2 separate regions of the Homo sapiens genome follow, and region 2 is linked to region 1. Evidence: chromatin contacts called from ENCODE Hi-C data. All regions are on one chromosome and are shown on one strand. Each heading gives the region's core, a stretch centred on a gene start or an enhancer-like site at or near the end of the contact. The rest is flanking DNA. Distances are from core to core; before and after follow the strand shown. Region 1 has its middle 72 kb from the start of LINC03007. Region 2 holds the start of CREB5 (cAMP responsive element binding protein 5).

The links. Hi-C counts contacts between places; a loop is a spot of excess contacts on that map. Pooled maps may share reads with other maps.
Region 2: a loop to region 1 is called in a pooled map, with 33 times the contacts of the local background. The contact joins the promoter of CREB5 here to the enhancer-like site in region 1. A Hi-C loop is called at or near these places in 2 of 168 maps with a recorded cell type or tissue (ascending aorta and gastrocnemius medialis) and 12 of 50 pooled maps.

The regions. Positions count from the first base shown.
Region 1 is chr7:25,860,079-25,863,962 of GRCh38, forward strand. No RefSeq gene overlaps it. Among named protein-coding and RNA genes, the nearest start is that of LINC03007, 72 kb to the left of the region's middle. RefSeq lists a silencer at 2,578-2,687. Within about 2 kb of position 2,258, at least 2 of the 41 ENCODE cell types and tissues checked have a DNase peak (open chromatin) inside an H3K27ac peak, as active enhancers do.
Region 2 is chr7:28,410,814-28,414,986 of GRCh38, forward strand. It overlaps CREB5 (cAMP responsive element binding protein 5), which reads left to right and starts at 1,705. Exons shown (of 11, transcript NM_182898.4): 1 at 1,705-2,104. The coding sequence starts at 2,102. RefSeq lists an enhancer at 1,702-1,791.

The DNA.
Region 1 (3,884 bases), core at 1,008-3,507:
GTTTTAAAACACAAAACAACTAAAGTTGATCAGTGAGGGACATGTTTTTAACGGTTTAAATGTTTTATGATGGACCAGTAAAAGCAGAGTTAAATTTCAAGACATAATTGACTGGAGATTTGATTATTTCCCCCCATTTCTGAGGGGGAAATAATCCCTTTCCCAAAATAAAGTTATACCATTGATAAAAATAGCGCAGAGGACCGTGAGAGTTAAATAAAGCAGAAAAAAAAAAGACTATGTGTTGCATTGAGGCAAAAATAACGAAATTCAAAGGCAAATTAAAATAAAGCAATGAGGATTTATCTGAGGAACCGCCACGGGCAGAGGAGCAACATCTGTCCCAGATGTCAGACTTCCCTGCAACTTGATCCATGCGTTTCCACTTTGGTTTCTGAACCGAAGGAGGAGTGCCGGCAAGGGAGCGCCCGCAGTCCTGCGGTACAGGGCTGGCGCAGCCTCTGAGTGCGTGTGTGAACTCTGCCAGGAAGCTGTGAGAGCCAGCCCAGGATTCAGTGACCCTGTTTCCCAACCCACAAGGACAAGTACATGGTTTTCTCTCTTATCAATTCCAGCCCCGCGCAACCAAGTGAAAGCAAATGCACTGGACCGCTTCGGAATTAAAATGAATTGCTAAAACCACGGACCGCTCTGTCCGGGGCCCAGACCTGTCTCAACTCGTGGTATTTACATTCCTAGAGCCCGTGCGGAGGAACACGTCGAGGCACGGGTGGCCGCAGCACCCGGCCTCCAGGCCTAGAGTGAAAAATTTTTTAAGATCTGGTTCTCTCCCCGCCGCCTCTGTGGAGGGACTTGGGGGCATTCATCAGTCTGCAATGTTTATTCATTGTTGTAGTACCGAGCTTTCCAAACGAATAGGAAACTTTTACATCCCTTCCTTACACAGATATTTATTATCTGTAGGAATATTTAAGGGGCTGTACTGGGCCGTTCACCTTTGACAGGGGCCGTCACCTCACACTCCAGTGTAATGGACCACACTGCGGCTGCATTTAATTTATTGGGGTGAGAAGTTGCTGCGGGAGGTTTCCAAAGGGGGTCTTTGTCACGAAGAGAGAGGCTCTGGTCCAACCCCGTAGGTGCTTAGAAGATTATATTTTGGCCTCGGAATAACACAACCGAACACAACTCAAAATATGAAAGACATTTCCTTAAGGTGTGGGTTCTGATACCGGAGTTCACAGATATTTAGGAGTCTATGGAGTGGCCTTAGGCGGTCAGGAACTCCCTGAAATGAAATGCTGCATTTTGGGTGGCGGTCATGTGGCTCCTTAACTTTTTTTTTTAAATTAAATTCTGAAAAGAGTCTGTGACTACTATCCACAGATGAAGAAAAAAAATCATTAAGAAGTCATAGTTGAAAATTACACCAAGGGCTCGGAAGTTTTGCACTGAGCCTGAATAGAGGAAACCTGAGAACTGGTATAATTAACAACCAAATAAGCATGATTTTTCACTTGCTTTAAGGCAAAAGATCAAAACGAGCATTACTGAAATCCTTTAAAAAGCCATGCTGTTGTGATAAACGCAAGAGAGCTCAGGGACCTGGCAACCGGCTACCTGGTGTTAATATCAATGCATTTTTAAACCAAAATGCTTCATGACTCAATTTTCCCTCTAAACTTCAAGGCAACCCAAGCTCTCTTAATATTGTCATTACCACGGCCCAGAGAGGGAACCCGATCCGATGTGGTTCTAAAACAAAATGGGATATTAACCGTGTTTGTTTTCACTTTGATCTATAGGAAATAGGTCCTGCACCCTGTGACCCATTAAACTAATAAGATTATACACATCAGCAGAGCGGAGGTTCTAATTGTTTCCATCTGTCCCAGATCTTTGCATTTTAAAATTGATGAAAATAAGACATGATTTACAAAAAACAAAATATATTGAGAGTGAAAATGTGACAAAAGTGAGCCCCTCGGACCACACATGCAACCAATTACTGAGAAAATAAATAGATGTATATGGTGTGGCGCTTTTGGAAGAAGAAAAACCGAAGCACGAAACATAATCATTGAATTGATCTGGGGGTACTCACTCATTTCATAAAGCTAACACTTGCTTGAAAACACCAGCCAATCAGAAGCGTTTCCGGAAGACACTCTACACCTCTCCGCCTCTTCATAAATATTTAAACCGCTTCTTTCTAGATTTGTCATTTAAATCTACTAGGGAATGTGCCTCAAGGGCTCATCTTTCACTGGGTCGCTCACACAGAGGTGGGGCGAGAGGGAGGAGGCGCATTAGCCCTGCGCTCTCATTTGCTTAAACGGCCTTCTTACGTCATCGTAAGCCTAAGCCAATCCGTGAAGTGCACTTTGACAAGCTACCCGCCCCTAATTTGTCCTTTCACCGCCAGCCTAAGCCAATAGTGTGGCTGCATGTAAATGAGAAACCGCGAGCATCTCCCCCCGCCCCCGGCTCCGCCCAATTTCCCACCTCTTCCCGGAGCGCACAGACGCCAGCTGAGTGGGAGGGGCCTAGCTGCGGGCGGAGCACGGAGGAGGAAGGGCACGAGGAAGAGGCGGAGCGGGCCGAGGCGCGCGGAGCTGGGTTTGCTGAGTGCTTCCTTCCTCGGCCCCACCTCCCGCCGGGCAGGATGCCGTTTGATCATTGGCTGGTTTAATAAAGAGGGCGTGTTTATTTTGCATAAATAGTGGGCGGGCACCCAGGGCTGCTTTGTAACTCGAGAACCCGGTGTCCCGCCTGTCTCCCGGGGGGTATGGGCGGGTCTCCCGCCAGCCTCGCCAGACTGAGCCAAGGGCCTGAAGGAAATAAATGGCTTTCTGAAAAAATTCGTCTTAATTCGCCCTTTTGAGAGAATTCTGTTTCTAAATGCATTTTTTTCGTTGGTTCTTACAAGTCGTTAAGAGTTGTAACATGAAATAAGTAGAGATCACCAATCTATCCGCCCCCAAATTAATTTTATTTTAATCTGTGTAAGGGCCACTGCTCCTGGCTGGCCGTGTGTGAAGCAAAATTTTTGTGCAATAAAAATTATTCCTTCACTAGAATTCATTTTTTCCTTTGCTATGAATTCCCTGTCTTCCTAATTTTCCACTAGCAGAGCTAGGGAGAGCCGAGTTGCACTGAAGCAGAGAAAGGATGGAAAATTCTTTCGAGCTAAGCATTTATGAATTGCTTATGAATGATGTATGTGTTAAAATTGTTTCCAACAGTAAAATGCCCCAGGGATACTCGGTTGACAGTTTTTTAATAAGAGAATTCTTCTTGTGATTGATTTGATCTTTTTTTTTCTTTTTTCTTCTTTTTTTTTTTACAAAAATTTTCCCTGTTTTAGGTCGAACTGAACATAGACGTACCTTTTCACGATTTATGAAATAAGATGTCAAGTGACAAATACCTGGAAAATGAAAGGATGAACACGATCTTCAGGAACCTAAGTTTTAAAACATATTGTCTGCGCGTTTATACTGGGTAACATTTTTACAGTTTTCAGAAAAGTTATTATGGTAGTTTGTTTGCTCCAAATTAAATTTGGAAGTCTTTGTTCCTTAATTTGGATTACATTTTAAAATCTGAGTTGTCAACAAGGCCGTTTCACGAAAAAAAAAGTAAGAAAGAATTACTTCTTTTGGCAGGCTATGGGCCTTTATTTAAACAGAAATTAAAATTCACAGCCAAAATTCTTTCTCTCTCCACTGGAAAACAAATTACACCTTTCCGATTCTGCAATTTCTGGGCCTCCAGCACAGAAATGATAGAGGATTCCGAAGAATTTCTGTATTAGTAAGAAGTTAAGAGTGCTCTCAGTGGAGAATAATGGTTTGTGGAAAATTATAAGATCAAGGGGAATGGAAAAGTTTTCTTGTTAGGTCAGTATGGTGTAACGTTTA
Region 2 (4,173 bases), core at 455-2,954, 2.6 Mb after region 1:
GCTTAGAATGCTGACAAAGCAACTCTGCTTTGCATCCCCCTACCCTCCCCACAACACACTCGTGCAATCGCCGGCTCCCTGGGCATCTTTATTGCCCTCTCTTCCCAGCCCCTCCCTCTCCACCACTCCCCCGTCTACACCGTTATCACTCTAGCCCCGCCCCCGCCTTTTTACAGCTTTCCCTGGGGCGAGCACGGTCCCTGGAGTGTGGGTAAAAGCTTCTGGGGTCTGAGGGGACCACTGTACCTGATCAGCGCGCAATCCGCCCTTTTGTATTATTTAAGAAAGGCACCAGTAAGCCTTCTCCTCTAGGGCGAAAATGCTTAGTCCTGATAGAAAAGGCAAATCAGGAAATGTTTGCAAGCGTTATGATAATACTCTGTCCTCGTGGTGGTGACTTAGGAAAGCAATACACCCACTGCAAACAAAGTATTTCACTTTACGTAGTGCCTGCCCTTTAGCAGAAGAGGGATGCTGACAAAATCAGGTTTAGCTGAAAGGATCAAGACTAAACGTTTCATTTCCAAAGTGAGGGAATGTGAGTCGTTGAACCTAAACTTCCATACAATAAATTGCTGCGTGCGTTAGTTTCTAGCTCTTAACCTTAAGTTTCTATGTTGAAAGAGGAAGTCGAATACGTAAGTCATTGAACTGAGTCAGAACCTCCGTATCTGGCAGTTGAAATAAAGACCCTGTGTATGACTTGTTGCAAGGGATCAAAGTAAAAAGAACCCTCGGTGTGGGGGGTGGGGGGGTGGGGGCGTGAGGGAGGTGTGCAGCAGAAATTAAATTTAAAAAAGTATTAACAGAGTTTTGGATAGAGGGAGAGAGGGGATTGGAGTGGTCCCTGATTTGGAGTTGGTGAAAACTAAATAAAGAAAAGTTTATATTGCAAATATGTGGGAATTTCTTGAAGAACACATGTTTTCTTATAATTAGATCTACTTTCTTCAAAGCGAAAGCCATGCTGTAGGGTAGGCATTTGTGAAACTCCTGTCTGGGGTCTAATTGACATCCTTCCCCAAGTCTGTGGCAGGATTTAGTATTTATTCACATCTAGAGATGAAATAGTGTAACCTCCACACAATATATGTGCATCGAAAATGTTGAACTTCTTGTTTGTGATGCATAGACTTAAAGGAAAAAAAATGGCCCAGTCATGGGCACTGGAAAGTGTGATTAATGATCAGTGATTTAGTGATCAGTGATTAGTGGTTTTATTCAAACTGTTACCTCTGACCAGAAGCACACATCAGAGGATTAACAGGCTCTTTAGATAAATGCTCATTAGTGGAAGGGGAAAAGCAAAGATAATAGGCATGCACCCAGGGACAACTTTCGAAGAAAATCATTCCCGTCTTCAGAATAATAAGCTCTATTAACAGAAAGCCCTTTTAATTTAAAACTTGCTTTTATCTTGTAAATCAAAGTTAGATGTAAAAGTTTGTAGTGCCATTATAACCTAAATTTTCCCATATCCACTAGATGTGGATTATCTCAGTAGCGATATTTTTTTTTATTTAAACAAACAATTGGACCTTTAGAGCAGCTGAACCCTGACAAGTTCTTAACTCCCAGGGTTTGAAAGTGTCCCCCCTTCTAGCATGGAGATTGCAGCTTGCTAACTAGATGGCGCACTGTTATTTGGTGTTCTCTGCTGCGTAGCGCAGGAGTATAAACTGAGCATGTAGCTGCTTGCGAGGTGTTCTTCAACATTTACAACAAAGTTGATTCTGTGTAGGGTTGGAGGCTAGACAGTTCCACAAATTTTTAGTCACATTTTCCATGTCAGTTAAATCTAGGGAGTTCAAGACTACTGGAAAAATTAGTCTCATTACTAAAAGAAACTTAGAGAACGAGGGAGGTACCAGAGTCTAGGAGGTACCTCTGGGTTGCAGAAGTAATTGTAAAATACCAGACCTGTTCTTTTTACTAAAAGCTAGTTTCACTATCTTCTGGTCTGAAATACTGAGGCAAATACTCAAGACTTATTTTCTTCCTAATCTTGCTGGTGAAACAGAAGTTACTAGAAAGAAAGGAAGAAAAAACTTGATTTGGTGACTGCAGGAAGCAACACGTTGCTGCTTTTATTCTACAGATAATGGTAAGGATGATGTTTATTATGCATATTAAACAGAGAGAAAACTTTGCACTTAGTTAAATAGAACCAATGTTGTATTTTCATAGATGGAATTCAGAAATGGAGTTTAGATTTTGCACAAAATTTTAATGTTGCTTTTGTCAGTTTCCTGGGACTTATAGCATTTTATGTGGAAGGATGTGTGTGTGTGTGTGTGTGTGTGTGTGTGTGTGAATAAGACTATTATTTCCCAGGTAAAATATGTTCAGAAGCATATGAACTACAGTGGGGAAGCTATGGAGCATGTTAAGTAATGTGTCAAGCATGAATTCCCCTTTCTGTGAGGTTTCATGAATCACTTCAATAAGTATTTAAGTTTTAATAAGAAAGTTCTTGAAAAAGAAACCTAAAAATTAAAAAAAAACAATAAAACAGTTTTCCGCATTCAAACCTAGATGTGTATGCCCCTGAAGGATGATTCTATGGGTTGAATATCAACTATTACTTTAGTTCTAAAACTTAAAAGAAGAAGTATAATAAAACTCACTTGTGTCTCCCCAGAAATGTTTCTCATTTTCCTTTGCTTATAGCATTTTATATGGATCTCTTATTTTTAAATCCTTACTGATTATAGTGGTTTTTATTTTTCAACTTAACTCATAGTAAACATATTTGAAAATATCTCCAAGCCCACTATTTTTAATGTAAATTGCTGGTGCCGATAAATTGCCTGTCAATTAGCGGTCAGTCGTGACCTTATATAGTTGATACCTGAGAAGATAGTTTATTAGAACATTCCAACAAAAAATTGGAAACCATGCCCTTATTTCTAGATCTCTGTTATGTCACAGCTTTTATTTGAATAGGTGGCTAAATGAATGGTAGTTTGTCACAGAGACTTTTCCTGCATAGATTTTCAATTCTAGTAAGTTTAAGATTTTTGTTACAATGATTTGTCAGTTTCCCACACCTGCACATTCAAAACCAATCAATCATGGAGTTTCCATGATGGCAAGTTCCTAGACTCCCAATTTCTTACTATAATCTACTTTTTAGCAATGAGGTATCACAATCCTATAATATTTTCTTGTCATTGGAGTTTACTTCTTACTAAGCTAAAAATTATTTTGTCGGTGTGTAGTGTTCACTAGATCACTAAGATGTGAACTTTGTATTTGTAGTTCATTTTCTTCTGGTTATGTTGTTGGATTAAAATTGGGATTTGAGTGGACTTATTATTTTTGTCATCTTTTCTTTCTTCTCCTTCTCCTTCTCCTTCTTCTTCTTCTAAGCAATGCAGTTAGTCACAAAATTAATGTGATCCTGGCTGGTGTTTCCCATCTATATGCTTCTTTTGCTTCTTACAAATTGGATTTCTACAGCAATTTAAGGTCTTTTTTTTTTTTAGAGGCAGCTTTCTTGGATGAAGATGGAACAGTGATCTCAGTCAATTCATTATCTTGTCCACTTTGACTACCAGCTGTATTATGGGAATCAACCAATGCTTAATTAGTGTTTAAAAATTTAAATCTATGACTATTTCTCTGAATTCTATTTAAGAAAATTATACAATTGAGATAAGGTAATAAACTGGGGGGCAATTGCCTTAAATATCTAAGTGTGAGGAAGAAGCACTTTCAGATATGCTAAACAGACTTAAAGACACAGAAGACCCTTTTTGTGTTGCTATTTGTAAAATAAGTAAGCTATCTATTTTGTGGCAATGCTTTAAATACAAAGTCTGGCACTTTAAAAATGACATCATGTTTAATGTTTTCACTAAAGAATTATTACATTTCGTAATTAGGAAAAAAATGAGCAATTAGTGTTTTTTGAGTATCCATTAGTATTCCATTGTTGAGAATCACAAATCATAGATTTAACATAGGAATTTTTTTTTTTATAAAAAGAGAGAAGCCTTTTAGAAATTTCCAGATAGTGATAGCACTCTTCCAGAAACCCCACTAAAATTTTTGAAGCTCTTATTGAGGACTCTGGGACTGTCACAGTAAAAGATAAAGTTTAGGATAAATTCTTGAACCCATAAAAGATATTATATTGACATTTCAATATTTCTTTTTTCCAAGTTCACT